Linked DNA regions of Homo sapiens: region 1 is linked to region 2. A link is a loop called in an ENCODE intact Hi-C map of the cell type or tissue named here. Cell type or tissue: psoas muscle. All regions are shown on one strand. Links, peaks and the distances in the headings refer to the core of each region. The heading gives the core; the rest is flanking DNA. Region 1 holds the start of LINC00908 (long intergenic non-protein coding RNA 908). Region 2 holds the start of LINC00683 (long intergenic non-protein coding RNA 683).

Evidence for each region. Hi-C counts contacts between places; a loop is a spot of excess contacts. Peaks named below come from ENCODE experiments on the same cell type or tissue, not always from the same donor. Only the 100,000 strongest peaks of a DNase experiment are listed, where the experiment ranks them.
Region 1: a loop joins it to region 2, with 2.0 times the contacts of the local background. A loop is called at or near these places in 5 of 110 quality-filtered maps.

The regions. Positions count from the first base shown.
Region 1 is chr18:76,518,000-76,533,741 of GRCh38, reverse strand. It overlaps LINC00908 (long intergenic non-protein coding RNA 908), which reads right to left and starts at 5,087. Exons shown (of 3, transcript NR_015417.1): 1 at 4,779-5,087; 2 at 3,278-3,358. RefSeq lists enhancers at 3,426-4,065, 4,489-4,568, 4,066-4,704, 4,705-5,345 and a silencer at 11,256-11,550. In psoas muscle, for the core only: no CTCF peak of the experiment used is centred there; no DNase peak of the experiment used is centred there; H3K4me3 peaks cover 2,160 bases; H3K27ac peaks cover 1,866 bases; H3K27me3 peaks cover 2,159 bases.
Region 2 is chr18:76,613,373-76,629,114 of GRCh38, reverse strand. LINC00683 (long intergenic non-protein coding RNA 683) reads right to left here and starts at 9,338. Exons shown (of 2, transcript NR_120419.1): 1 at 7,921-9,338; 2 at 5,556-6,358. LINC01927 (long intergenic non-protein coding RNA 1927) reads left to right here. Exons shown (of 5, transcript NR_110784.1): 5 at 5,919-6,334. In psoas muscle, for the core only: a CTCF peak has its summit at 8,687 (motif pointing right); DNase peaks (open chromatin) are centred at 8,694, 8,994 and 9,644; H3K4me3 peaks cover 1,345 bases; H3K27ac peaks cover 658 bases.

The DNA.
Region 1 (15,742 bases), core at 6,468-11,467, 96 kb after region 2:
GATGGGAGAAGAGAGATTCTGGAAAGGGTTAAATCCCTGTGCCTGTGGACACTGCCTGCACCTGCAGACCACCTCCATCTGAAGGTAGCTGCAAAGCCGTTTGAAACCATTTCACTTTTACCAGGGCAGAGGGATGTGGTTTGAATACGAATGTCCTTTCCCACTTGCAATATTGCGTATTAGTTCCATTGTAGCCTGCTTACTTTCCTTGCTACTTTTTTTTTTTTTTTTTTAGACGGAGTCTCGCCCTGTCGCCCAGGCTGAGTGCAGTGGCGTGATCTCGGGTCACTGCAACCTCCGCCTCCCAGGTTCACTCCATTCTCCTGCCTCAGCCTCCTGAGTAGCTAGAACTACGGGCACCTACCACCATGCCTGGCTAATTTTTTTTAATATTTTTAGTAAAGACGAGGTTTCACCATGTTAGCCAAGATTCTCAATCTCCTGACCTCATGATCCACCCGCCTCAGCCTCCTAAAGTGGTGGGATTACAGGCGTGAGCCACTGCGCCCGGCCCCTTGCTAAGTTTTTAGGGAGCAAATGACCTCTGGGCAACTACAAAGTTCCACTATCAGAGCAGTATAATATTCTTTAAAGAACACCAACGAATACACGGGCATGCTTTCGGTAACTGCAACTCTCTGCCCAGTTCACAGCTAAATACGCTGACATGGCAGGATGCAATGATTTTCCCACATCACATATCAAGTTATTAGATCAGTTTCCGACTCTTTTCAAAGTGCTTTCTCATATGTCTTTCAACCAAATCTATTTATTGAGTCTTTATATAGCACTTATTTTGTATCATGCTCTATTCCACATGCTTTAAAAATATTGACTCACTTAAGCCTCAAACAGCCTATGAAGTAGGTCCTGCCACTCTCCCTATTTGCAGATGAGAAAATTGTGGCCTGGCCACTGGTCCTGTAGTTGGGAAGCAGTAGAGGCAGTGTTCAAACACAGTCAGCCTGCCCAGAGCCCGTGGTTGCAACAACTGCGCGGTGCCGCCTCCGACAAACCGTGAGCATCCACTTCCCAAGCTTTGTTCTTTCGTCTTGTGTGGAAAAGGTTTTATTTTAATAAACTGTATACATCAGGCTTTGAAAAGCAATGTCCCTCAAACCATAAAAGGATGAAACGTGGATGACAGTTGTAAGCCTCTCCATTCCCCTTTCCCCTCGGCCCTGCTAAAGGCCTGCCATCTGTGGGCCCACCTGCCCAGAATCCACCTGGCCAAGACTCACCTGTCTAAAACTCTCCTTCCCAGAATCCAGCTGCCCAGGACCCACCTGCCCAAGACCCACCTGTCTAACACTCACCTGCCCAGAACTCCCCTGCCCAGGACACACCTGCCCGGAATCTACCTGCCCAGAATCTACCTTCCCAGAATCCACCTGCCTAAGATTCATCTGCCCTGAACTCATCTGCCCAGGACCCACCCACCCAGGACCCACATGCCCAGGACCCCACCTGTCCAAAACTTACCTGCCCAGAATCTACCTGCCCAGGACCCACTCACCCAGGACTCACCTGACCAGGACCACACCTGTCCAAAACTTACCTGCCCAGAATCCACCTGCCCATGACCCACCCGCCCAGGACCCACCTGCCCAGTACCCACCCACCCAGGACCCACCCACCCAGGACCCACCTGCCCAGGACCCCATCTGTCCAAAACTTACCTGCCCAGAATCCACCTGCCCATGACCCAGCTGCCCAGGACCCACCTGTCCAGAATCTAGCTTCCCTGAACCCATCTTCTCAGAATCTGCCTGGCCAGAATCCACCTGCCCAGAATCCACCCCTCCTGCCCAGAAGAACCCACCTACCCAGGATGTACCTGCCTAAGACCCACTCCACCTGCCCAAGACCCAGTTGCCCAAGACCTACTCCACCTACCCAGGACCCATCTGCTTAGGACCCAAATGCCCAGGCCCTCACCCACAGACAGCCAGGTGCGGCCGCACCTGAGTCCTTTCCTCATCAAATGCCTTCTGATGTCCACCTCCTTGAGGCTAAGTCTTGGAGCTGCCATTTGCTGCTTTAGTGAGTTTGGGTGAGTTACACTGGCGGGCAGAACCCTCCAAGCAGTGTGAAAGAGCCAGCACTCCCAGCGGACTCACCCACACCAAATCTGGAAGAGCAGCCATGTCTTGTGGCCTTCCAGGAACACCAACTGCAGCCCAAAGTCATCCCTAGACAACTCCCAAGCCAGGTACAAGTGACACCCAAGGCACGCTGCCTGGCCACAGAAGCAGGTCTTTTGCCTATTACCCCCCCTTTTTTTTTTTGAGATGGAGTCTCGCTCTGTCGCCCAGGCTGGAGTGCAGTGGCGCAATCTCGGCTCACTGCAAGCTCCGCTTCCCAGGTTCATGCCATTCTCCTGCCTCAGCCTCCCGAGTAGCTGGGACTACAGGCGCCCGCCACCACGCCCGGCTAATTTTTTGTATTTTTAGTAGAGACGGGGTTTCACCATGTTAGCCAGGATAGTCTCGATCTCCTGACCTCGTGATCCGCCCGCCTCGGCTTCCCAAAGTGCTGGGATTACAGGCTTGAGCCACCGCGCCTGGCCTACCCTTAACTGTTTTGAAGTCAGTGATGTCCCCAAACGGGCAGGTCTTTTGCCTTTTACCCTTAACCGTTTTGAAGTCAGTGATGTCCCCAAAGGGGATTATTGCTTCCCCAGGGAATCACAGTCTAGTGGCAGAGCCTTTCAAACCCACAACAGCTGTCATGCCTGAGACAGCTCAAGCAAGCCTGAGGGACATGGGAAGAGAGCATCCCAGGCCCATTCTGATCCATGGGAATCTAAGAAGGCCTCCTGGGGGTGGCGAGATTTGAATGTATCCTGGAGAGCAGGTAGGCATTTGTGGTAGACACTGTAGTGGGCCACCCAGAGTCCCCCTCAACCAAGCGCTGTCCCGCCAGCTGCAGAAAGTGTCAACTATTGACAACCTCTATCTGGGGACTCTCCAGGAACTGCCCTTCTTGAAGGGCACCTCACCCAAACACAGGTACCCTCCCTGGACACAGCCTGTCCCCAGCGAGTGGCCAGCGCATGGGTGCAACGCCTGGCCTCCTGCCTCAGGGGGAGTGACTCTCAGGGCTCTCAAATTCAGAGCCCTCCATGGGGTTGGCCGAGGCCTCTGTTGCAACTGTTCCTCAGTTCACCTTCCTCTTCTGCCCACCCTGGGTCCTGCCATTCTTCAGGTGTGGCTCCTGAGAGCACCGGCCTGTGAGACCCTGCGGAGAAATCACCGCCAACCGTGTGAGCACTCACCGCAGGGAAACAGCCTTCCACCACCTCCGCCTCCTGCTCTTGACCAAGCCCGCTAGGAGCACTAGGCCTCAGCCTCCTCATCTGTAAGACAGGGGCCAAAATGGTCTTAATTCTCAGAGTGTCATAAGCATGAAATGAGAGCGTGCACAGAAAGCCCTTACTTAGGCTTGGTGTGTAGTGAACGCCCAATAGAAGTGCTTGGTGTGCAGTGAATGCACAATAGAAGAAGTGATATGTGGCCGGGCGCGGTGGCTCACGCCTGTAATCCCAACACTTTGGGAGGCCGAGGTGGGCGGATCACGAGGTCAGGAGATCGAGACTATCCTGGGTAACGCGGTGAAACCCCGTCTCTACTAAAAATACAAAAAATTACCCAGGCGTAGTGGCGGACGCCTGTAGTCCCAGCTACTTGGGAGGTTGAGGCAGGAGAATGGCGTGAACCCGGGAGGCGGAGCTTGCAGTGAGCCGAGATCGCGCCACTGCACTCCAGCCTGGGCGACAGAGCGAGACTCCGTCCCCCCAAAAAAAGAAGTAGCGGTATGTATGATGTTGTTCGTCACAGAAAGCATGGAAAATACAGAAAGACACAGAGAAGAGAGTAAATTCACCCATGGGTCTACTGCCGGGTTAACAGGCACTACCAAGATTTCAGGTGGTGGGGGCGCACGCGCATGCGCACCAACACACGGGCCCTAGAAAAATAAACTCGGGATCCTAAGCGTGTACGCTGCGGTGCCCACACACGCGTCTGCCGTTCTCACCCCGTTTTCTGCTTTAATTTTCTGCTTAAATTGGTCATTTTCTGTGAAATGCACATTCCACTTCTGGGTAGTGTGCACCGCCCATCTCCCCCACGGAGTGCAGGAAGGTGGCAGCGGGGCTGTGTTCCAGGCCAAGGCCACACAGCCCGGGGGGCCGCACGCGGGGGCAGCCTTGGTACACGAGGCCTTTCATTTGTTGGTTTTACAGCTGGAAGAATTCGGATATACTTATTGACCGAGAGAAGAGTCCAAAACTCAGGAGTGGAAAATAACGAAGAATGAAGAAAGGAAACAGGAAGAGGTTGACCTGATTGATGGAAAGGAGCTCCTCTTTCTCCAAAACCAGAAGGAAAAGGAAGATTTAGAGAGCAGAGGAGGGTAAGTTTCCCCCGGATAATATGGGTTCAGTTGCATAATACGGCCAGGATGTTATCTGCAAAGAAGCTGTGGGGAGGAGAAGGCAGAGCAAGGAGCGCAGGGCTGAGACTGTGGGAGATGCAGCCGGAAATGACAAAACAGAAACAAAACGTGACCAAGGCCATTTGGGGTCCAGCTGAAGTTCAGCGGCTTAGATGCGTAGTAAGTCCCATGAGCACTGTTGCACGACTTGCCCACAGCTGTTCACATATGGACTTTGCAGCTCACATTGACTCTGGCCAGGGCGGGAGAGCCGGGGAGCCAGGCAGGTGCGTGGGAAGGGAGAGAAGAAAGGGAAGACGCGGTGCCCATTCCATATTTACCTTAGTAGTCATCCAGACGCACTTCCCTCTCCAATCCCCAAACAAGAAGAGGCAGAAACTGTCTACCAGTTAGACGGGAGGTGTCAGCGCCCCTGGAGGCTGTGGCCATTGCCAGGGAGACCCCACTCTGCACAGCTCACAAACACACCGTGTGTGTGCAGGGTCCTCACCCGCCCTGGGCAGGAAATGGGGGAGTTCTACGTCCACTTTGTCACGCAGACAATGGAGGGGACCGCAGAAGGGGCTTCCCCAAGGACACAGAGCCAGTGGCCGCCTCACTGTGTGCCCCTCAGTGGGCGTTTCCACACTGCCTGGCAACTTTGAGAACAGCCGCTTTCGCTGGGTCTCCAGTGAAACTTGAAACCATTTGCATCTGCAAGTACTTTACTTATTCCATTTCAAAGGCATGCACATTTTTAAAGGGACACTGTTTTTAGCTCCTGCGTCACTGACTCATCCCGCATAATTTGACTTTATGGGACAGGGTCCCCTAAGGAGTGTCCTTGCCTTGACAGTCCTGTCTTGAAAGCTGTGAAGACCAAGTGGTGCCATATATATTGTTTTAAAATTATGGACTACCTAGAAAAGAGGTGAAATAGTAAAAAAAAGCAAAACTTTTAATATTCAATGACAAACACAGACAGAAAATAGGGAAAAATTAAATGTTAATGTGTTGGGATGATTGGATTTTGAATAAATTTTATTTATTGAATTGATATGAAGTTTATGGAACAGGGATAAACAGTTTGTTTCATATGATTATATATTTAGGTATTCGTTGACATACATATATACGTATACATATACACGTATGTATTGCCGTGTGTACATATAGACACATAGCATGTATGTATAAAACATATACATATGTGCCAAATTACAAAACGAGAAGTCGTGTTGCTCATCCTGCTCTATTATAAGAAACCTCAAGCAACAGTAGGTACTGGAAAATGCCAAGTCTGCATGATCCCGGCAAGGGCAGATCCTGCCACTGGAGTTCTGGAATGCATCTCTCCCCACTTGGCAAAGATGCAGGGTGCAGAGGGGGTGTCAGCAGAGGGGCTGGGTGCAGAGGGGTTGCAGACTTACCACAGGAGGACTTTATCAAGAGATGTGGGTTTTCTGGGCATCCAGGACACCCACAATGGGGTGACAGAATTGTCTGTGGAGTGGAGTCCTAGTATTGAACTTGGCAGCTGCTACCGGATGCTCTTCTGGCACCTATGTTTTCAGAAAAACAGGAGCTGGCCAAGAGTATTTGCCAGATTTCTCCCTGGATTGGACTGATTTCTGCACTCAGCCCAGGTTTGTTTTTTTTTTTTTTTGGTGTGTGCCCCCGCGCCCGGCTAATTTTTGTATTTTTAGTAGAGACGGGGTTTCACCTTGTCAGCCAGGCTGGTCTCGAACTCCTGACCTCAGGTGATCCGCCTGCCTTGGTCTCCCAAAGTGCTGGGATTACAGGCGTGAGCCATGGCACCCGGCCTCAAACCAGCCTCAATCTGAAGGACGTGCATACTCTCCACAGGTCCCACAGGTCTTTCTAGGGTCCTTGCCCCTTACGTGCACTTCCTCTCTGAAGAGGTCCTTCCTCCACCATGTTGTCCCAGCCTGAAATTGTCCCTCATTATGGAGACTTGAGTGGTGTCTCCCACTGACTCCTCTCTCAAGGGGTGAGGGTTTGCTTGACCAGACACCAGCAGTGGGGCACACCCCTTCCAGTTCACCCTGATGAGCTCCTTATGCCACCACAGGGTCAAAATCAGGTTTAATAGCAGCAGCATTCGCAGTAGCCACAAAATGGAAACAACTCAAGCACCCCTCCAAGAGGGGGAATGGATAAGTAAAGTGTGCTGTATCCCCACGATGGAATATTATTCACTCATGAGAAGGAGTGAAACACTGGCACATGCCACAACGTGGATGAACCTTAAAAGCCTTATGCTGAGTGGAGGACGTCAGGCACAAAATACCACAGATTGTTATGAGCCCAGTTGTATGAAATGTCCAGAAGAGGCAAATCCATAGAGACAGAAAGCAGATCCGAGGTCGCCAGGGTCTGAAGGAGTCGGGGATGGGGAATGATTGCTAATGGGTCCAAGGGGGCTTTCCTTTCTGCATGAGGACAGTGTTTTGAAACTGGAGGTGATGGTGGCATAACACCGTGACTACACTAAATGCCACTGAGTTGTACACTTTTGATTTTAGGCTATGTGAGTTTTACTTCAGTTAAAAAAATAGATTGAAGGCTCAGAGAGATTTAGGGGTGGGAGGGTAAGGATTTAGGATTCAAAAGAACTTGACTAAGGAGCTGAGAATCTTAAATATATTTCCAGTGTCATTGGGTTACTGGCTGACCTCTGTGTGCTACCTTGGTACCCTACCCCAATCGACGCTTTGTTCTATGAGAAAAAGCATTCTGAGCTTCAAGTAACTGAAGTAACTGATTTATAAACAAACCGTTGGAATATAATCTTTTTCTTTTTAATTGTTGGGGACTATCTGTAATTTAGTCTCTAAAATATAGTTAATCTTTGGCTCTTGCTCTGAATTAATCAATAAAAAAGACATCATAGTGGTAATCTTTGGGGGAAGTGAAATTCAATTTAATCCATTTTTTCTATTTGTTAGCTCCTCCGGTAATTGGTTTGATGGGGAAGAAGTTTGAAGTTATTGGTTAAATAGAGGTTTTTGGATTATCTGTGAATTTCAATTATCCATGCTTCACCTGGCCCCAATTAGCACTAATAATCGAGTTAACTGAATAGAAGTCATTTCCCATCATATCAGTTTTGCTATAGGCTTATTAGTTGTTTCACTAATGGGCCCCCCAAAAGACAAAGCCTCTTTCTCCATCAGGCACTCACACCCCCATACCACAATTTGTCAAACTAGTGCTGTATTGTTAACGGTATGAAACAAATGCTCTTAATAACAAAACATGTAGCTGAGGAGTGAAACCAGAAATGTCTAAAGTGCATTTATAGTCAGAAGGTATTACAAGACATTTCTAAAGTCTTGTTAGAAATTTTAATCAACGTTTTCAAGTGATTTGTATTTTCAATTTCAATTGAGGTTGTCACTGTCTTAATTTATCCTGATTTAAATTAAGACAGCTTTTAAAAGTGCCTGTTAATTTTAGCAATCTACCCATTTTCAGATGTGTTATTTATGTTTACCAATCACAATCTACATGCCTTTTAAGGTTTCAGTTTCTCTTCTTGGACACATTTGTATTTATATTAAACATAATAAATATCTCCCATTCCAAGAGCCCAGTTTTGACCTTCTTTGATCTCTGAGTCCCAGCATCCCTTAACTTGACATATAAATTAGCCCAGCCCCTCCCGGGAGGCTGGGACCTGAGGGTAGTGTTTCCTCCACTCCCTCGCCCCCTTTTGAATCTCCAGCATCATGTTTTTCCATTGCCATGGAGATGCAGCTATGTACACAGAGTGCAACAAACCCAGCGAATGGGAAAAGTCCCGGCTGAGATAGAATTACTAACTAAACAAATGCTATTGGTAACAGGGTGCCAGGGAGGGATACCCAAGTTCTCCTTTTCTCCCCACAATCAGATTACAGGTAAAAGTGCAAACAGCGAGATGAAAGCTGACACAGTGGTTCTTTTAAAGACACAGCGGACATATTACTCTCAGGAAAACACGGCGTTGGGTGCAGAACAGATCGTCACGAGAGCTGTGCAGATGTGGGAGGTTTAGTGCGCCTTTTGTAAAAATATTGCTGTCCTAAACCCCAGATCACGGTCTTATGGCTAAATAAAGAAAATAGAGCAAACAACTGAGAGCCCAACAGCAGCAAGGACTCGGTGAAAAGCCCCGGCGTCCCCTCTGATAGCACTCTCCATATTGTCCTGTGTGGGGCGAATAATAATTGGTCCCTCACTGGCACTGGCACACAGCTACTCGCTGGGGCAGTTTCACTCAAGAATTAATAAATTAATTAATACATCGTTCTTTTTATGGTTTCTAAAATAAGAAAATTGCCTATCCAACCCTCTGAGTACCCGATAAATAGGCTTCTACGTTTTGCTTTTGTAGGTATCATTTATGTCTTTTATTTTTCTTTTTAATGATATATTTGTTCTTGGTTAAAGAACCACAGATAAATTAGAAAACACAACTATTTGATGAAGAAGTAAATGGAAATTTTCATTTAAAGAAAGTCAGTGATTTTTTTTCTTAGATAGGCAATTTACAAACATTTTCTAAATGCAAAAATCATATGGAAACATATAAAGCATTCATTATTTTGTGACTTTGGTAAATATAAACTGGTCATGGTCCAATGTGTGAACTATGACGTTAATTGTGAAATTGTATCTATCTTCCTTGCCTACTTTTTGTGACATACCTCAGTCACTTTTCTTGCAAAACATAATTGAATTCAGCCGTGTGTGTGTGGATTTCTCTGCTTCTGTCAACTTTTCAATTCTACTTGATTTAAGGTTTGAAAACCCCAAAGCTGTCTCGAACAACCTCCCAGCAAGAGCATGCTGGTGGAATAGTTTCAGGTGCCTTTTATCAGGCTTTTCAGTTAGTTTAAAAAATAATATTAATTTGCCAGTTAGTCTCGACAATCTCTGAATGTTTTTGATAGTTATTCAATAGAGTTATAAGTAGTGGAGTTTTTTTGTTTAAATAGCATTTTTTCTCATTCCTGAAGATTGTTTTCTACCCCCATTTTCCACTTAACTTTAAATGAAAAGTTTAAAGTGTTTTTAACTTCTCTTAGAAGTTGTTTCCAGGTAACAAAAATCAGTTAAGAAAATGCTAAAGTCAACTTAATTTTCCTTTTCTAATTTTAACATATTTAGTTCATTCTTTAGAGCAAATGTTTCCTTCTCAGTATGAAGACTTTGTGGGTTTGTCCTGATCAAGATCCTCAACCCAGATTTCAAACCTGGGTATTGTCGGAAAGAAATGGCCTTTTAAAAATATTAACCTCCCCAAGCATTTTGGGGCTTTTGATAGTGCAAAGTTGGCACCCCTGGAGATGTATTTAGAAAAGAAACTTCAATAGAAACTGCTCTGCATGGCCGTGATGAGATACCATAATGTTAGGGCAGGTGGGCATCAGCTGGAGCTTTGGGGGGAAGTCAGATGTGAAAGAGATTGCTGAAGTTACCAATATTTGCCAAATAGTCCTCTACGCAACATTGCACAATTTAAACACCTGTTTTTTAGCAACCTGGTAGACTAGGTAAATCCTATCACTACTTTAGTTTTCTTATATAAGATATGTACTATAGAAAATAAGAATACCACCAGCCTGACCAATATGCTCAAACCCGTCTCTATTAAACATACAAAAATTGGGGGCCCGGGCATGGTGGCTCACGCCTGTAATCCCAGCACTTTGGGAGGCTGAGGTGGGTGGATCACAAGGTCGGGAGATCAAGCCCATCCTAGCTAACATGGTGAAACCTCGTCTTTACTAAAAATACCAAAAATTAGCTGGGCGTGGTGGTGGGCACCTGTAGTCCCAGCTACTTGGGAGGCTGAGGCAGAAGAATGGCATGAATCCGGGAGGCGGAGCTTGCAGTGAGCCGAGATTGTGCCACTGCACTCCAGCCTGGGGGACAGAGCTAGACACCGTCTCCAAAAAAAAAAAAAAAAAAAAAATTAGCGGGGCATGGTGGCGTGCGGCCTGTAGTCCCAGCTGCTCAGGAGGCTGAGACAGGAGAATTGCTGGAACCAGGGAGGTGGAGCTTGCAGTGAGCTGAGATCGCGCCACTGCACTCCAGCATGGGTGATAGAGCGAGACTCTGTCTCAAAAAAGAAAATAAGAAAATAAAAATACCAGCCTGGCACAGTGGTTCACTCCGATAATCCCAGGACTTTGGGAGGTCAAGGTAGGAGGATCACTTGAGTCCAGAGTTTGAGACCAGCCTGGGCAACATAGCAAGACTCTATCTCTGCAAAAAAAATGTTTTTTTAATTAGCTGGGTGTGGTGCGGTGTATCTGCAATTCCAGCTACTCAGTAGACGGAGGTGGGAAGATCTCTTGAGCCCAGGAGTTCAAGGCTGCAGTAACCCCTAATCAGGCCACTGCACTTCAGCCTGGGTGACAGAGTGAGGCTTCATCTCAGAAAAAAAAGAAAAGGAAGAAATAAAGAATGAAAGAAAGAAGAGAGAGGGAAAGAAAGAGAAAGAAGAGAAAGAAAAAAGAAAGAAAAAGAAGGAAGACAGAAAAAGAAGAGAAAGAGAAAGAAAAAAGGAAGAAAGAAAGAAAGAAAGAGAAAGATAAAAAAGAAGGAAGTAAGGAAGAAAGAGAAGAAAGAGAAAGGAAAATAAATGCATCATAACTTTGCCAGTTTTTGTCATTATGGGTGTTATAACATAATAATTTGTATTATTATAAATAATACAGTTTTTAAATGGTCTCTATCGAATGAGCAAGGATTTCTCTGAAGCGCTTTATTTATCCAAGAGACGTGGTCTCTTGGACGTGGCCTGTGACGCCGGCGCTCCCAGGCTCCTAGGCGCGCGTTTCAGGAATGGCTGCCTTGCTTGCTTTCAAAACAAACGGGAAAAGGTAGTGGCCCAGAAGCACACAGACCTCCCTAGGCCGGCGCAGGAGCACCTCACTGCTGCTGTACGGGGCACGAAGTTCCCCCTTAGTCACAGACGGTTCTGTGCCTGAAGAGGCGGCTCATTCAGCATGAAAGGAGGTGGCTGCAGCAGGGCGAGGAGGCCCGGCCTTCTGTGCGCACAGGACTCACCCTGACCTCCTTCACTCAGCTCCCCCACGCTCCCACTCCTCCAAATCTCCCTGCCCCGTGATAAACACATGGAGCTCTGGCTGAATGCTCATTTAAAAGAGTTTAGTCTTTGTTAAAAAGTTTCCTAGGATTTTCACTGGTTGAAATCAAGGCTGTTGTCTGAAAGCCAGTGTGTGCGTCATAATGTTTATAGTCTTCTATACTTTTGGCGATGCCCTATTCATTTTAAACCCGCTTCTCTGAAACCTCTGCTTCCCATGGCTATCTAAATGCACTGAAAAGAGAATCTGTACGGTTCATTTATATGTGGTTTAAGTTTCTCAAAGGGTCTTAGCAATATATTGCTTTGGATTGTTGGAAATCAGAGGTATCCTTTTAAATTGGCATTGTTATTGAAATAACAAAAGAAATCTCCCGGGAGACATTTAGAAGCAGTTTGTTAGGACCAAAGTTCTCAAGTAGTTGAATTGACTTTTCCTGTTAGCCTCTGCATACTATGGTATAAAGATCCTGTTAGCCTTTGCATACTATGGTATAAAGATCCTGTTAGCCTCTGCATACTACGATATAAAGAAGGAGGGAGAAGGGCTGTGAGTTGCCGAAGTGGAGAGTGTGCATGACAGTGTGCCTTTCATGGACGCACCCGTGGCAAGTGTGAGGCACGCTCTTACTTCTGTGTGTGGCTCTTGAAAGCCTCCTTGAGGGCTGCTGTTCTGGGATGCATGTGTCCAGTCAACCTATGTTACTGAGACCAAAGAATAATTTCAAACATGATACCAATGAAAAATAAAGCCTCGCCAATCAAGCTTGTATGCTATAATAAATCAGTCGACTCCTAAAACCTAAATCCCACCAAAATGGCAGGAAGGAGGTTATTTGAAAATGAAAAAAAAAATTTAAAAAGAAAAAAAGGACTTCATTTAGCTGGAGAAATGTCAGTCCTGAAACTTGTTACTGCCATGCAGATGACTTTGCAAATTAAATGTCCCCCCTTGTGGCATAGACAATAGAAAAGTCTTTTAAACATTGTATTTAAAAATGCTTTTTCTAGTTACGAAAATATGCAATGGTATTTAACCATATAATTTGATGCATATAAGTAGCCTCTAAATGGGTTGCCATGAGTGAAGACTGACAAAGAACGTTATTAAGCCTTTAAAGAAGGCAGGCAGCTATGCCGTAGTTTTCAGAAAAAAAGCACCTTTCCCAGTTTTACTGAGAATAAGACAATGATTTTTTCTTACTAGAACATGAAAGCCATAAATTTCCCTTTTCTCCCCATTTAAGTGGATAGGACTCAACAGGGAAGAGGAAGCTCTGCTCAGCTGTCAGCTTTTTTATTTTTTAGGTTGAGATTCAGGCCTTGCAGTTTTTAAAGTTAATCGTTAACTGCTCTGAAATCTTGATGGCATTTCAGTAGAAATATAAATATGCTACTTTCCAAAGTATTCTTCCTTACTTTTTTTTATTTTATCGTAAAAGTCTAGAAGTTTTGTACCAGTGTGATTCCTGCTGGCTGAGGTGGAAACTCTCTACCTGCACTTATTTCAACAGGAAATTTGGGATAAATAAGATGGGTAACAGGAAGGCTGATACTCTCAGACTGAATACTTAATTTGCACATTAAAAGCTGATCATTAATCCTATATTTTAATCCTACAAATGTCAGGAGCTATTATTTCCTAGGGCTAGGAATAAACTGGACTGTGTTTTGTGACAAAGCCTGTGAATGAACATAAGAACAGTTGCTGTATCAAACCCAAAGGCCATTAAATACTACTTTAGGAATCCATTTGTCATCACGTTACCACTAAGGGTGGGAATCCTAGAGCACATGATAACCAAAGAAGAATCATAACTGGAAGAGAATGTTATTAAAATCCAACTATAACTATAAATATAACATCTATAAATATATACATACACATTCACACATATTATGGTACTGCAATGCATGCCTGAAGTTTCGTGTTATTTAAGGGAAATAAAAAATAAGGCTTCAAGTGGCCAAAGGACCATTGATTTGTTTTTTCAATGTTTGAGAAAAACCCAGAAACAGAGATCAAGCTAAGGTGTTTAAAACATAGCTGGCCAAATGATGTTTTCAAGTGATGCTAACATAAATCAGTTCCAGCAATAGTTTACCTAATTCTGAGAAATCAGCAAATCAAATACATAAAAAGGCTGCCTTTGGACCAAATTGTAGTTTCTAACAAGGCTGCCTCCTGAGTGGGATGTGCTTGTTCATTAAGCTTTTTAAGCTGGGATTCACTAATGCCACTTGAAAAGGGTGGGCACCTTGCAATCCAAACACCGAACAATGCTGCCCCGAAGCTTATTAAAGTTTAAGTTTTACACAAATAGCTATTTAGAAAGATTTGCTCAAAAATGTGCACACTGATTTCAAAATAACAATTCTTACAGTCTAACAAAAAAAAAGCAAAGGAAAAATGAAGCTGAAACAGTGACAAGAAATTAGGTTGTTCTTGATTTTATTGTGAAATGGTACATTTGAATCACTTTCTCTAATTTTAACATGACTTTTAAAATGTGTAGTTCTTAAATAAAGTTAACAAACTAATGAATGAATATATGCAAATTGTCAGCATGAAAAACATACAAGCAAAATGCAGTAAATTTTCCCCCAAACATCTGAGTTTATGTCCTTTTACATTTTGTCAGATTTGAGATCCTTCTGAGAAACTTTAAAGAGAACGCGCTGTTTAAGCTAAAGCTACATTCACTGTGTAAAAGTAGGGGCTTCACAATTACTATGTGGCGTTGGTTGTAGAGATAAAGCATCACGAGGCTCCGGATCATTTTAGAGGCAGAAAATGGAACCTATCTGCTCCCGTCCACCAGAAGGAGGGGGAAAGAGCCGAGGGGCTTACACCGCAGGAAGGACTCATTCTTTATCTGGCGTTTAGAGCCAGCTCAGAAACTAATGGGAACGGTCAACACTCTTCTTCAAACTCCTCTCCATTTCCTATCCCAGGGTTCAGCGTTTCATGTGAGACCATTAAAAGGGCTGCTTTACTATGCTAGAAATGGAGAGTCTCATTTTCAATGTTGTTAATAAAATTAATAATTGTTGTAATCTCTCCTAAAACGCCATTTTACTATATCTTAGCCAGTTTATTTTATGAACACGAGAGTTGACAAGCTAAGTCCTTGGGTTTTTACAAACGTGTTTTCTACTCTAAATCAAAATTCTTTTTTACTACCCAACGTTGGAAAATGTATAGATTTTTAAAATCTTAAATCCAAAATACAACCAAGGAAATGTGAATGGGCGAACAACAACAAAAAAAGCTCAGATGGGAACAGGGGGTGTCGACCCTTTCCCGAGAGAGGAAGGAGCTGCTCCCCACAGTTCTCTGTCGAGTCGGGGGCGTGAGCCCTGGCGGACGTTCTCCCACACCACCCCGGGCTGCAGTTTCGGCCGCACAACCGGCGGCGGTGTGGACCTGAAAGAGGATCCCTCTCCTGTGTGCACAGAGATTCTGATCCGCATCAAGCCCCGCGGAGCCCAGGCAGGAACAATGCACCAGGGAATAGACAGAGGACATCGATCCCACCTCTCTTTCTCTGACCGTGCAAGACAAGATTTTAGTTTTCTGAAAGAAACACAAATAAAGCAAAGCAAAAAGCTCAATAATGAAAGTCTGCTGCTCCAGGCCCAAGCGCCCGTGATTAACCGGAGAATATTTATGCGGCGCTGCCATGCTTCTTTGGAAATACTGAGAATGTTTCTCCCAGAGAAAATGTGGTACTATTGAACATTTTCAAAAACTAAATATATATCATCTCCCCAAACACCAGGCACATCTGCTTGTCTGACACTCAATACTGTTGTTGTTGTAAGGTTTTGTATAACTCACTTCCTGTCTTTATACGTACACAACAGGATATTTAAATAACAAATACAATAAAGACGCCAGGCAAAAAAAAAAAAAAAAAAAAAAAGGGGGGGGTGCTCCTAACACAACATATGCATCTCCAATTCCATCTGTATGTGTTCGAGCTGCAGAAATAACCAACATCCTTAGAGTCCTGTTGCTTGCCTCTAATTGTGCAGGGTAACAGGCAAAGGGACGAGTGTTTATCGTGGGTCCCTTCACACTGCAAGGGGCAGTTTGTCTCCCAGAGTAAAAGCCAGTCGCAGCCACATTTGCTGAGGGAGTTCTAAGGTCCACCATGACCTCCAGATCCCTTTCCAGAC
Region 2 (15,742 bases), core at 5,844-10,843:
CCACCCCACTCCTGCAAGAATGGCTATACTCAAAATTCAAAAAATAATAGATGTTGACATGGATGTGGTAGAAAGGGAACACTTTTACACCGTTGGTGGGAATATAAACTAGTACAACCATTATGGAAAACAGTGTGGTGATTCCTTAAAGAGCTAAAAGTAGACCCACTGTTTGATCCAGCAATCCCAGTACTAGGTATCTACCCAAAGGGAAAAAGTCCTTATAAGAAACTTACACATGCCATGTTTATAGCAGCACAATTTGCAATTGCAAAAATATGGAACCAGCCCACATGTCCATCCATCAACAAATGAATAAAGAAAATGTGATACACACACACACACACACACACACACACACACACACCATGGAATACTACTCAGCCATAAAAAGGAATGAAATAATGGCATTCACAACAACTTGGATAGAATTGGAGACCCTTATTCTAAGTGAAGTGACTCAGAAATGGAAAACCAAACATGGTATGTTCTCACTCATAAGTGGGAGCTAAACTATGAGGATGTAAAAGCATAAGAATAATACAATGGCACATATACACTATGGAATACTATGCAGCCATAAAAAAGAATGAGTTCATGTCCTTTGCAGGGACATGGATGAAGGTGGAAACCATCATTCTCAGCAAACTAACACAGGAACAGAAAACCAAACACCGTATGTTCTCACTCATAAGTGGGAGCTGAACAGTGAGAACACATGGACACAGGGGGGGAACATCACACACTGCGGCCTGTCAGGGGATGGGGGGCCTAGGAGAGGGACAACATTAGGAGAAATACCTAATGCATGTGGGGCTTAAAACCTAGATGATAGGTTGGTGGGTGCAGCAAACCACTGTGGCACATGTATACCTATGTAAAAAACCTGCACATTCTGCACATGTATCCCAGAACTTAAAGTACAAATAATAATAATACAATGGACTTTGGGGACTCAGGGGAAAGGGTGGGAGGGGATGATGGATAAAACACTACACATTGGGTACAGTGTATGCTGCTTCGGTGATGGATGCTTCAAAATCTCAGAAATCACCACTAATGAACTTATTCATGTAACCGAACACCACTTGTTCCCCAAAAACCTATTGAAATACAAAATAAAGAAAAAAAAGAGAGAAGTTACAAACAAAAATTACATTAATAACTGTCTTATATGTTTACTTTTGTAGATACTTTTATCAGTGTTCTTTTATTCTTTGTGTGGATTCAATTTATTTTCTAGGATACCTTCATCTTACCCTGAAGGATTTCCTTCTGATGAGAAATGAGCTATAAATTTTATTGAGAATTGCTTATACATGAGGAGTTGCTTCTCTCTTGCTGCTTTCAAGATTCTCTCTTTGTCTTTATCTTTTGAAAGTTTCATTATGATGTGTCTTGATGTGGATCTGTTTGAGTTTATTCTACTTGGAGTTTATCAAACTTCTTGGATGTACAGATTTATGTCTTTCAACCGGTTTGGGAAGATTTTGGTCATTATTTATTCCAATATTCATTCAGCCTCTTTCTCTTTACTCCTTCTTGGATTCCCATTATGCATATATTTTTATGCTTAAAGTTGTCACACAGGTCTCTGAGGCTCCTTGTCTTTTCTTTATTCTTTTAATTTCTTTTCTTCTGGCTATGTAATCTCTATAGACATACCTTCAAATTTGCTTCTTTTGTTGCTCAAGTATGCTGTTAAGACTTTCTTTTGGCAAATTTTGTATTTCCATTACTGTACTTTTTAACTCCAGAATTTCTATTTGATTCTTCTTTATAATTTATATGTCACTTTTAATATTCTCTGTTTCTTGAAACAGCATTATCATCCCTTCCTTAGACCTTTAGACATGGTTTTCTTTAGTTCTTTGAATCTATTTAAAATAGCTGATTCAAAGTTTTTGTTGAGTAAGCCCAATGTCTAAGCTTCCTCAGGGACAGTTCCTATCCTGTGAATGAGTAATATTTTCTTGTTTCTTTGCATGTCTCATAATTTTGTATTTAAAACTAGGTATTTTAGATAATATAATGTGACAATTCTGGAAATATTTTTCCCCTCTTGAGGATTTGTTGTTGTTTGTTATAGGTATAGCTAATTGTTTCTTTAGTGACTTTTCTGAACTAATTCTGTAAAGTCTCTATTCTTTGTCATGTATAGCCACTGAAGTCTCTCCTTAGTTAGCTTAGAAATCAGCTAATAATTAGAGATTTCCTTAACTACTTGGAATCGGTAAGTCTCCCAGGTTTTGCCAATGGACCCTGTGCAGGTTGGGACACACCTTCAATACTTAGCCAGGCAGTGGACAATATGACCTCATCTTAATTAATTATGTCTTCAAAGACCGTATTTCCAAATAAGGTCAAATTATGAGTTTCTGGGTAGACATGAATTTTGGGGCACAGAATTCAACCCAGGATAGAATTAGACAGACCTATGCTGGGGCCTTGGCCCCTTCCTAGCTGTGTGACCTCATAATTCTCATTCCCCCAGTAATGATGATGTCTAATTAAGGTGACAGTACCTCCCAGTGTGTCCCACAGTTTTGCTGTCCTGAAAGAATTTTTAATTTGTCCCCATTTACTTTCAAAAATATTTCAGTTTGAACAATACATTCATGCTATGTGCAATGTTTGTGGATTGCCTAACATACAGGAGGCCCTAAATAAATGACAGTACCATTAATAAAAGAAGCAGCATTTAGGATTGCGGTAAGGGCTTTCTGTAACACAGCATCTGAAGGCTGAGCCCACAAACAGTTAACAGCTGTAGACACTACCCAAAAAGGCCCTTCCTGTGCAGTGTGGAAAGGAACATAAGTCAGGCACTGATTGGAGTTTTCAGCAGTCACCCGGTGAATTGCAGCACCTTCAGCAGCTGCGAATATTAACTACACAGCAACACGAAGTGTATTTATGTTATTAGTTAAAGGGAGGCACTGAACCCTGTTCACCGATTTCTCCTCCAGCTTAGCACAGTCTTGAAAATACTACCGCTTTTTTTTTTTTTTTTGAGGCAGAGTCTCGCTCTGTCACCCAGGCTGGAGTGCAGTGGTGCGAACTCGGCTCACTGCAAGCTCCGCCTCCCGGGTTCACGCCATTCTCCTGCCTCAGCCTCCTGAGTAGCTGGGACTACAGGCACCCGCCACCACGCCCGGCTAATTTTTTTTTTTTGTATTTTTCGTAGAGACAGGTTTTCACCGTGTTAGCCAGGATGGTCTCGATCTCCTGACCTCATGATCCACCCGCCTTGGCCCCCAAAGTGCTGAGATTACAGGCGTGAGCCACCAAGCCCAGCCAAAAATAGTACAGTTTTTAAAGTTTGGTGAATTCATGAAAGAATTATAAAGACCTTTCCTACATCAAAACCCATTTACTCAAGTGTGGTGACTCTGGCTTTCCTGGATGGACAAACAGATTCTACATCAGCGATCCTTAGTGCCTGTTCCTTGAAACTTGTGCATCCAAATCAGTAAGGGGTTTGCCAAAAATGCAGTTTCCAGGGCCCCAACCCAGACCTATTGGATAGGAACATCTGGGATAGAGCCCAGGAATTGGATTTTCATATAATGCCCCCTGCAGTTCTCATACACACTTGCATGCAGGAATGGCTGGGTAAGGTGCCCTTTAGGAAGCCGTTCTCCTACAAGTAAAATTGAGGAATTCAGCTCCAACAGGTAGAAATCAGGAAGAACTTCTGGGCCCTACCACACTGTTTTTATCTATTTATCACCAAAAGTGGATTTTAAAATAATCCTCAAAGACTCGACTACCATTTTTCTTATCAACTTAAATATTTAACTCTGTGAGGCATTTTTTTTTGAGACAGAATCTCCGTCTGTCACCAGGCTGGAGTGCAGTGGTGCAATCTTGGCTCACTGCAAGCTCCGCCTCGTGGGTTCAAGTGATTCTCCTGCCTCAGCCTCCCGAGTAGCTGGGATTACAGGTGCCTGCCACCATGCCCGGCTAATTTTTGTATTTTTAGTAGAGACGGGGTTTCACCATGTTGGCAAGAATGGTCTCGATCTCTTGACCTCGTGATCAGCCCACCTTGGCCTCCCAAAGTGCTAGGATTACAGAGGCATTGGATTTTTAAATCAACTAAAGGGACAGTATTACATTTATCTGTGGTTCTAGAACTCTGCTATCCAATAAGGCAGACAATAGCCACATTTAGCTATTTAAACTTAATTAAAAGTAAATGAAATGAAAAATTCAGCTCCTCAGTTGCACTAGCCAGGGGCCAAGTGCTCAATAGCCACAGGGCTGGCTCCCACATTGGCCAGTGCAGATACAGACCCTTTCCATCCCACAGCAGGACCTGTTGAACAGCACCGTGAACAGCCTGCCAACCATGGCTGCACAACAGAATCACCTGTGGGCTTCCAAAATCCCCAGGTCTAGGCCACAGCCCTAGACCAACTTAATCACAGCCTCTGGGAATGGGACCCAGGACTTTTGAAAGGTTAGCTTGCACCAGAATCATCTGGAGAAAGTGTGAGCAGAGATTGCTGGGCTGTACCCAGAATTTTAGATTCAGTCTGGGTGAGAGCAACTTGCATTTTTAGCAAGCTCCCAGGTGAGGCCGAGGCCCCTGGTCCAGGGAGCACACTTTGCAGTCACCCTCTTAAGGTAAAGCTAAACCTTGAGTTCTGCCTCTGTGCCTACGGAGCACCTGATGGTCGCCTCTGGCCTTGCCCATTTCTCCTTCCCTGAAAGCTCAGCAGAGCAAGCAGGGAGTCCCCAGGCCATGCTCCCTGAGAAAAGGCCTCCGAAGGCCAGGAACTATTCAAGGCTGAGACCCAGCATCCAGTTAAAAGGAAGCTTCCCTGTTTCTTCCAGCTGTCCTTCCATCATTTTGTTCTTTTCCGTCATTCCCAAGCCCCTGCTGCTGTGGGGCCCATCACTGCTTCTCCACCTCTATTGCGAGCTCCAAGAATTACTGGGCACACACAGTTTTGCCCCTTTACAAACGCCTCCTGTGGATTATTTGAGTCCCATAGTCCATTGAGTGTTCTTGGTTTTCTTCCTGGCCCCCAAGAGAATCAAACTAATGGATTATCTGTAAAGATGGTGGCCCCAGCCTTTTGCAGCCTGAAACTTCTGGAAGCCAGAGCCCCATTCCTGCATATTTAGACCTAAAATGAGACTGGCCCCAAAGGGATGCAACCAAACAGCCTGTGATAGACTGTCTCAATCTAAATCAGCTCCAAAGCTTCTCCTCACATCACTGTTGCGTCCTATTCGAAGGATTATCCTAAACACGTGAACTCTCCCAACAGAAGGATTTCCTTCGCTGCTGCACCTCCTTCCAGTTCATCTCATTCAGTGCGTTCCCCTCTTCGCTCCAAGCACACAGAGCATGTGTGGAGGATGACCGCCCAGTCCTCACTTAGCCAGTATTTTCCAGTTTTTAAAATATGAAGGTTCTTGAACCTAGTCTCAATTTCTGTGCCTTAAGGAAATGAAGGATAATCGTTTCTCTATTTGAATTGCTTAATTTCACTAAACTCTAAATTTTAAGGGTTATTTTGAAGCAACAAATTTCACTATTTCTTAGTATCTATTTTTTATTGGTGTGTTAAAGTACAAAATAAGTAAATCAAATCCTACCACAAACCAGAAAAATTAATGGAATCATTGGAAATCAAGTATTCAATTGGAGCTTAATAATCCATCAGCTTCTGAAAACACTAAGCAGTGAAGAAGCAGCTCATGGATCCTGTTCCAGCGACTTTTGTGATAATAATATCAAATAATAAAAAATTAAAAAAAGTACAAGAGGTTAACAATATAATCGTTTGGGTTTACCATCAGATATACTTGCCCATGGATTACTTCTTGAATTCTAGCCCTGAATCGAATTGATTTCATAGAATGGTATAAAATGTTTATAAAGTCTCTCCTCTGTCTTGCAGGGACTTGCGTTTCAGATCAGATGATGCTTTTCATGTATGTCCAGCAGCAAGAGAGTCCTTCACTGGTGAAAAATCACGGGCCTCAGAGCAGATTTTAGTTCATCTTTCATTTCAAAGCACTCCTTAGATATCTGCAAATTAAATCCCCTAATTTGGTGAGGACGCCCAGCTTCCCAAATAACAAGGCTTTTCCTTTGATTCTAACCAAGTGAGCCGGCCCTGCAAAAGCCGGGGTGCGTGTTCTGGCTCCAGGCTTCTGAGCAGCCTTTCTCCCCACGCTGCAGCTTTTCAGTTAGGAAGTCAGAGAGAAGGAAAGAGAACTATTTCCAATTCAATCACGAGCATGTCTACGCACCACTGAAGACAGACCTTTGTCCTGTTGCTTTCCAAACTTTAAATGTGAATTTTTCTTCTTATGATGACTGGTGTACTCTGTTATTCTGAAAAAAGAAAAAGCCATAAGCACCCTGAAGTGAGGCTTTCACCTGATACTAATTTTCTTCTTCGTTATAAGGCTATTGTTTGTTTGAACAAAGAAATAGGAGCCATTGGTGGCTGTTTACATTATAGGAATGAGGGCAGCGATGGGGGAGGAGGAGGGGACCTTTTCATTAATGAGCTGGGGACATTGATTATGGGGACACACTAAAGACTAAAAGGGACACCTATATTTCTACATTCTTTCCATGCAAGTAATATATGATCTTTATCATCTGTTAAACACCACTCACATATTTCAGGTGGCTGTAGGTTGATTGCTAACATTTAGATTAAACAAGCAGTTAGAGTCTGATGTTTAAAATAAAATAAGACAAGCCCTTGAACTCTGGGACCAGGTATGCCCCGTTATCTGGTCGTACCTGAACGAGCCTGTGTTGAGCACCCAAGGCCGCTGGGCACGTCTGTGGATGTGGGGTTTCAGGCTCAACCCACTCGAGGAGCAGGGGGCTTTTGGGAGGTGGCAGCCTCCTATACAAAACGAGCTGCCAGTAAATATTTATAGAACAAAGAAATGCATGAATTTCTCCTGAATTAAACATGATACATTTGTACAGAGCATAGTTCACTTTCATTTCAGTGACCCAAAATCCTGCTGAAAGTGTTCTTCCGAAACCTCAGAGCAGGAATGCTTCCTGTGCTTGGAAACTCCCTGGAGACACCTCCAATCGGAGTAAGCAGCAGAATTATCTGCACACTCATAGTCTTGCAGTCGAGTATTTTTACTGAAAAAAAAAAAGCCGTCTGTTTGAATAGGAAACGATGATATCATGTGACTGGCTTTCTCCTGCCACCCACTAATTTGACAACAGATCAGATCAGAGGAAAAGTTACTCAAGTCAGAATTTTTTTAAAAAAATCTTTTGGGAACAAACTCATAAATGGAAGAAAGGGGAGAGTAACAAATGCAGACTGAATACATGGCAGGTCCAGGCTTTTACTATCATTGTTTTTAGCTCACCAGGTAATCAAAGCATAAAACAAAGGGTGATTTGTCAAAGCTTATGCTGTTGTCCCTGAACCACCAAGGGGGGGGTGGCTGCTGGACTAATTCGCTTCACGTGGGAATCAGTGTTTACCATTTAAGGGTCCTGATAGAAAGTGCACGATTTTCAAACTGGAAAACATAAATAATAACGCGTGTTGCCACTAAAGTAGTGGCACCTTGCCGTATTTCTCTTCTGAATGGAACAACCTACATTTCAAAGGACAGTCTCCTTCCACATGTAAATATTTATTTGCTTGCTGCTGAGGAGTGTCAGGAAGTACTAAAGAACGGTGTTTAGAGTTTCAGAAGCAAATTGCTTCTGCGCACGCCTTGAGTCACTGGATTCTGTTGAGCTCTCTGCCTCTACGTCAGGGCTTCATTAATCTTTTCTTTTCTTAAAAAAATAGAAAAGCTTTTCATTTATTGCTTCTAGGAAGCCAGGTGCATTGCAGTGGATCTCTTCGGCAGAATCACTGCTTTGTGTGAATATTTATTGTGTAATTATTGAGCACCTACCATGTGCAGGGCAAGGCGGGGGGCACCCAGGCGTCCACTCTCCTGCAGAAGTCCTGGGTCCCAGGCCCGCATCTTTGGGGCCACCTTCAACTGGGAGGGTGTTCGCTTTTCTGTGACACAGAGAGGCTTAAATCCCTCAGTGATTTAAAAATCTCGTCTGTGAGTCCAAACTGCTAGGTTGGCAGCCAGGAAGAGAAAGTTCCCAGGATTTTCAGTGGCTGAAGTTCTGGGCAAACAGCATTTGCACAAAGGAGGGGGCGAGGAAGGGGTGCAGGGAGGGCTCTCCAAGTGCCTGTTCGGCATCAGTTTACAAGTGTGCTTAGGTTGTATTTAGATGTTACGATGATTTTAAAAGTGAAATTTTGGCATTTTGCATTCAATCCTGACTAAAGCTCTTTGGTATATCGACTTAAAAGGTCTTCAGATTGCCAAGATTTTGCAGCTTGGATAATATCTTTGGAAAGGTTAAATGAGTCCATTTTCTGGAGCTTTCGTCAGCACAAGCCCATGATTCTCTGCCCTGCTGAGAAAGGAGGAGGCGAGCTGAGTTCTAGCAGATCCCCTGCTTCCGTCTCCCTCGGGCGAGCCTGTGTCTTCCGTCCCAGGAAGCCCGCTGCCGAGAAGCTGCCGCGGGTACATGCATTTCCACCTGGGCGCTTCGTTGCGTGTGAAGAAGGCCGGACGACGTCTGTTGGTGTGGCCGCAGCCTTTCAAGACATTTTAGCAACATCTGAAAGGAGAACTCCACACAGGAGCCCAGGCCTGCAGCAGGGGGCGCGCCTGGCCTCAGAGCAAACACAAAGACCAGAGGCAAACTGGTGGGGAAACGGACCTGCTCCCCAGCACGTGGGGGGCGGGTGGGGGGGGGGAGCTCACAGCGAGCGCTGGGGAAGGGCTGGAGGTCTGCAGGCCCGGCCTCCCTCCTGAGATGGGGAGAAGGGCGTCTCCCCCAAGGTGCTTTCCGTTCTGTGCCTGTCGGTGGGAACACGTCCCTGAGCCCACAGACGGGTGCCCTCCCAACACCTGCGTGGCATCTGAGGGTGGCAGGCAGCCCTGGGCCCTTCCACTTCAGGCCAGCCCGCCGGAAAGCCCGCGAGCTCCTCTCCCAGCTGACCCGGGCCTTCCCTTTTCATCCCTCTTCCTCTCCCTCCCCGCCCCCCGCCTACACTCAACAATTGGTGACCTCCTTCCAACTGCTGTGAAGTGACTTGGGTGAAACTGGAGCCAGGGGCGGAGGAACAGCCCCCTCCTGCTCCCAGGAACTCGCAGGCACAGCCCTCTTGCAGGCTGCTGGCTTTTGTTTTTAAGAAGCACCGTGTATTTTCTCTAGCGCAGGCCACGCTCAAGTTCAGGGTATTAAGAAACTGCCGAGCTGTCACCTTCACCTCAGGGCATTCTTTCTATGTAGCGCCATGTGTACGAGCGAGATCTCCCAATAGCTACGCCGGACCCACTCCTCCCACAGTATCTGTGTGCTCCTCCCAGACATTTATGTGCACACATCTGCAGACTGTCGTTCTAAGGCTGGTAGAAAATATCAGAGAGCCTTTGGTCAAATGGCTAGAACAGACCTGCTGAGCCAGAGGAGAGAACCTAATTAATCTACAGAATGTTCTCAGCTCACCAGGATGTTGGGCAACAGGAACGTCCCAGGCCCTCCAAGGCCGAGGGAGAACAAAAAAGCGGCCTGTGATTCAGTCGGGTTCACACCGTGGAAGCCAGCTTCTCTGTAACCACCGAGACACGAGTCCTCCCACACAGGCCGCACCTGAGCCAGCAGCTGCCGCTGGCAGTCTCTGAACGCCTTATCACCTGGTCATGTGGCCTGAGCGTCAGGATATCTCATCCACATTTTTACTTTCCCTGCCATGTAATCAAATCTTTCCAAACCTTTAAAGAGTTAGGTGGGAAAAAAAAATCAAAGCCAAGTTTTGCATTACATCTCCTGTGTATTTTCAATCCATTACAACAGAAACCCAGAAGAGGAGAGGAAAAAAATTAGGGGTGGACATCTCTGGCATTTTTTTCCTGTGCCCCAGTGAACCCACGACTTCCTCCTCCTTCCCACCAGGGTTGGGAAAGTTCCCAATACTGTGATTATGATATACTATATTGGATACATTCTCTTTTCTTTTTTTAAGATAAAAGTTTTATTTCAGAGAGAAGCACAAAGCCCCAACTGTTGTGAACAAGGCAGGGATTTGTGGGGACTCTGAGACCTTCAAGAGGAAACAAAATGCATCAGCTTTTGATTAAGAAGAGGACACCATGGTCCCAGCCTCCACCTCTCATCTCCCTGGCCCCAGCCCATGGGTTCTCACGACCCTGGCAGAGGGCTCCTGGAGGCTCCTCCAGCCACATTCCTGCTGCCTCCCTCTCGGGCCCTGCTACTCTTATTAAATCATCTCCAGACCCTAAGCCTCCCTCCCCCATGCTGGATCAGTTTACCTCTGGATTCCCAGTTCAGCCATTGCCACGAGGTTCTTCCTTCTTCCCTCAAGACACAGCCCCTTGACCTCCCTCCATTCTGACTTCGGTAATCACCAACTCTGAGCAACCACATTCAGACTTCATCCATTCAATGTGCATTAAATGCCTATTGTGTGCCAAGTACAGTCCCCACACTTGGGGTGCAGCAGGCAAAAGGAGAGCCACGGGTTCATCGTCACAGGTTTCTGATGGCCACTTCTCGAGTTGATCCTCAGGTGGAATTGCCAGCCTTGGTGACAGGGCTTCCTGTACATCCATGCTTCCAACTCCAGGAAGACCCACCTCAGCTGGACAAGCACCTCATTCTGCACCTGTGGATTCCACAGTCCCACTGAGACACCAGTTCACCCCAGTTATCTCTAGAATGAGGCAGAGTTCAGGGAAACCACAAGAGTCAAGCTGACCCCCATCTTTCTGCACCCCTCTCCACCCATGACCCTCTCTAGATTGCATTTTCAATCTCCTCCCACGAATCCCTTCTCTTATTCCCACAACACAAGCTCACCTCTCCATGCCTTAGTAAACAAACCAACCAAGAAACAAAAAAAGAGCCCTCTGTTTTCGCTTCCCACCATCACATTGAAAAGAATAGTTCCCACTCTTCTGGCCTCCTACTGACTCTTAGATCCGTATAATCTGACATCCAGCTGAAACCTTCTGCCGTTATACATAATTGCTTTTTCAAAGATTATAGGACCAAATGACCCACGTTTATTTTAAATTTGGGTTTAGTATTCAATCACCGAGTCACTATATCCATCCTTACAACTCCTGTTCATGCCAAGGACCTTCATCTGAACTGTCACCACATTGGTAAAGGTCATGAGAGGAGATGCCTGGGGCTAGGTGTCCTAACCCGGGAGGAAATGCCAAGGACCTCCGACGGGGCAGAGGCAGAGGTAGGTTTAAATCCAAGCATAAAACCAGATTTTTAGCATCTAGGACCCCGAACCACACAAGTCCAGGTCTACTAGTTATCCATTGTTGCCTAACACTCATCCGGCCTTTAGAGGCTTAGACAACAATCAACACAGGTTATCTCACACAGTTTCTGCAGGCTGAGATTCAGGAGCACTTCAGCGGGGTGGTGCTGGCTCAAGGTCTCCCACGAGACCGCAGGCATGGTGTGGGTCAGGCTGAGGGCCTAAGGGTGACTTCCAGGCCGGCTCTGCCTCACCTGGGGTCTCAAAGGGCTGCCCCTCTGCCCTCAGGACACAGTGCTATCTTACTCCAGAATGGGAGATCAGACCACACAAGGCGGAAGCTGCAATGTCCTTAATACCATCATTCTGCATTACCTGTGGTAACACAGGTCCTCTCTGTTAGGTGTGAAATGGGGCTACACAGGTGTGAATGCTGGCATGAAGCTCCTTGGGTGCCATTTGGAGGCCACAGCAGGGTTAAATGGGACTCTGGAAGGGAGAGGGAAAATGGCTTTAGGAGAACCTGTTAATGGTTTCCAAACATGTTTTTTTCTTTTTCTTCTTCTTATTTTTTAAACTTTTTTTATTTATTTATTTTTTTAGATGGAGTCTCGCTCTGTTGCCCAGGCTGGAGTGCAGTGGCACGATCTCAGCTCGTTGCAACCTCCACCTCCCAGGTTCAAGCGATTCTCCTGCCTCAGCCTCCTGAGTAGCTGGGATTACAGGTACCTGCCACCACGCCCGGCTAATTTTTGTATTTTTAGTAGAGATGGGGTTTCACCATGTTGGCCAGGTTGGTCTTAAACTCCTGACCTCAGGTGATCCGCCCTCCTCGGCCTCCAAAGTGCTAGGATTACAGGAGTGAGCCACCGCACCCGGCCTATTTTTCTTATTTTTTTTTAAAGCAGAATTATTTGCTCAAAAACCTTGTTATCAGAATTACAGTTTATATCCAAATGAAAATACAGCCATCCTAGCTCAAGCCATGATGGGCTGAGGCTCATCTCCCCACACCCTGCCTTCTCCATCACCCCCAGTCAAGTGGTCTTGGAGACTTCTTCAGAGGACGAAGACTTCAGCCCGCAGGGTAGGAGGAAACGGGGCCTGCTTGACCGCTGGGACCCTGTCCATTAGGAACAGTTTTTGGAAAGCCATTTGGCAATATTTATCAAGATCTAAAACACACATGTCCTTTGGCCCATCAGTTTTACTTCCAGGAATTCATGCAACGCAGATGCTTGCATCAGTTTACAGAGATGCCGGCACAAGCATATTCAGTTCAGAGTCTCATGGCAAAATTTTGGAAACATTTAAGTGTCCATTGATAAAGGGCTGCTTAAGTAAGCGATAGGACTGCCAGACAATGGGATACTAGGCACTTCTTTAACAGTTAGGCACTTGAATTGACATGGAGATGTTTATTGTCCCTTAAACAAAGCGAGCTGCAAAACACCACTTAAAGTTTGATCCTATTTTTGCCAAAAAGAAAAAAAGATGCTCACATATATACTTTACTGGTCCTAGAAGGTTTCTGCACAGTGGTAACATGATTTCCCTTTGGAAATTAGCAATGAGGAAGGTGAAGTCAGTGAAGGAATCAAGAGGTTTTAATTTTTAAATTTATATCACTCAATATTTTTAAACTGCTTTCAACCATTTTATGATGAATCACTTTTTTGTGTTGGGATACAATTCACATACCATGACATCTACCACTTTAAAGTTTACAGTGCAGCAGTTCTTAGTATCTTCATGACATCGTGCACTGGTCACCACCGCTCTTGGGACCGCAGCACCACAGGTCCCCTTGCTCTAAGCCCTCTCCCCCACAGCCTTGGGCCCTCCCCCTGTTCCAATGCCCTTCCCATCCCCCTTCCACCTTCCCTGACTCCCTGCCCCTCTGCATGCCCCTCTTCCTACCTCTTAGCACCTCACTGCTGACAGACGCGTCGCTGCCTTGGTCCCTCTGCCTCCCCATCTAGAAACTGAGTCCCAAGCACTTGTTTGCTTCCTGCAATATCTCTGGCATCTAGAACAGCATCTTGAACAGCATCTTGTAACGGAGACTGCCGTTAAGATCAGCCTCTGTGGACTTGGCGAACTGGATGGTCCTTTGCCCTGAACACCCCTTCCACATTTCCAAGTGCCTGCCAGATGTTTCTTTCTATATGATTGGCCAGCACCCTTAATCAACATGTTCACAAAACAAACACACACAACAAACCCTCACTGTATCCCACTCACGTTTTCACGGCCCAGCCCCAGGTGGAGGAGGGAGCGGAAGGTCTCCAGCGATTTCCTTCCCCGTCGATCCTACACCACGCGCATGAACATGCTTGCATCCTCAATTCCGGGCTTCCAGAGACTGGCCTGATGTACCACCAAACAAAACCAGAGAGAGACAAGGGCCACTGCCACTTGTGGACCTGAGGCACGCGGGGAGATTGCACGCAGCTTGCAAATCCCACAAAACACGTAATTAAATCGCTAAACCTGTGAGGCTCAACAATCTTAAATGGGTCTGACTCATCCTGGTGCCTGTTTGCAGCATCATAGCAGAAAATGTACTTGAGGAAACAGAAAAAAAGACTGAGAACAAAATAAAATGTCAGTGAAATGAAATGTCAGATGTGCCTTTCCTTATTCATCTTCCAGCCAGAAAGACCCCAACAGGGCCAGCTGATCACTCATATGTTTTTAGGGTGTTTTTTTTTGGTACAAATTCAAGGCTAGAGATTCCTTTGGACAAATTCATTTCCAGAAGGCAAAGAATTTCCCTTTGGATTTTATGCAATCAGAAGAGAAACCAGAATATATAATGAAGTGTTTAAATAATATCAACTTAATTTTGAACTGTTTTGGTTCATTTACTTTTTTATCTTTATACTTGGAGAAAATCTGAAAATTCAGGCTTCTACCATGGCAGGAAGGGATCCCTAGACAACCTGAGACTGAGCTGCTGGCTTCTCAAACCCCCTTTTTAAGACTGCTTCTGCCTCTTGCTGCAAATTTAGAAGGTACTTTCTCCTATAACCTAAAGTTACACCTGTTTCTGCATCTACGTATATGAATGTGTAGCTGGGTGAGGGACGATGACTGCCTTCAAATTGCTTACATTTTTTTCTAGAGCGAAAGGAAGCAAAGAAAACAGGGGGCTCAGGTGCCTATAAAAATGGAGGCGTCGGCCGGGCGCGGTGGCTCACTCCTGTAATCCCAGCACTTTGGGAGGCCGAGACGGGCGGATCACGGGGTCAGGATATCGAGACCATCCTGGCTAACACCGTGAAACCCCATCTCTACTAAAAATACAAAACATTAGCCGGGCATGCGAGACTCCGTCTCAAAAAAAAAAAAAAAAAAAAAAAAAGGAGGCGTCAAAATTGCTACTGAGTCTGGACGGGAGGAACTGCAGGATGTGCCAGGCTGGCTCTGCAGCCAGAAGTAGCCCAAGGCAGGGTGCTTTCTCCCTGGGCAGGTGTGCAGGGCTCTCCTTTGCTCAACAGTGACACACAAGTCTGTCTTCTCCATAGATGTCCACAGCCCAGCCATAATTTTCCTGCTCGTGCCTCTTCCAGCACCTTCACTTCTATTTATGGGAGAACAATATCCTTTCAAAGCCTTGTCTGCGGGACTCATGCCCAGTATTTGAATGTACCCGAAGGGCCGGCAGCAGAGGGATGCGAGTGTACAGCCCTGGGCTTTTCTCTCCCGCGCCTCCTCCGACCCCCTTCTCGGCATGGCGGCTTTTGGCTCCCCCAGATTTCTTCCATGTCGTCTCCCCTGTTCCAGTGTCCCCTGTCCTTCCCTTTGTGTCGGGCACGCACTGCGGTTCTCGTTCTCTAGCATCAGATGGTGCAGCCGCCGCCTCTTGGCGGCCCAGCCTCCAGAGGACCCATCCGCGTGCTCAGCAGCCCCTGCCGCGAGGCGCGCACAGGTGTCCATTTTACAGATGAGAAACTGAGGCTCGGTGAGGCGCTCACCCCAACCTCAGCACCCGTGTTCATTTACAGACGAGGAACAGTGAGGCATTTACCCTGACCCAGCTAAACAATCGCCAAGTCAAGATGTGAAATCAGATCTACTTCGGGTTTAGCGCGCTCTTCCTTGGGCCTCTGCCATCTGTTTGGCTCCACGCTTTCTGTAATAACAGTTACAAGTTAGTAAGCAAGTGTTGCGTGCAGGCGCTGTCCTCACAACTTTGCTAGTAAGGGAGAGGCGGGGCTTGCACGAGACCGCCTGGCCCAGGGCCCGAGTCCTAACCCTTCTGCTCTACCTCCCTCCACTGTGAAAGACGTCTCATTTAGAAACATCTTCGTGTCCCCTGCCTCCATCCCTTTTCTCAGAGTTGATTGCAATGTTTTACAAGTTTGGCAGGAGCAAGGCAGGGAGAGAGGCGTTCCTGCTTAAAT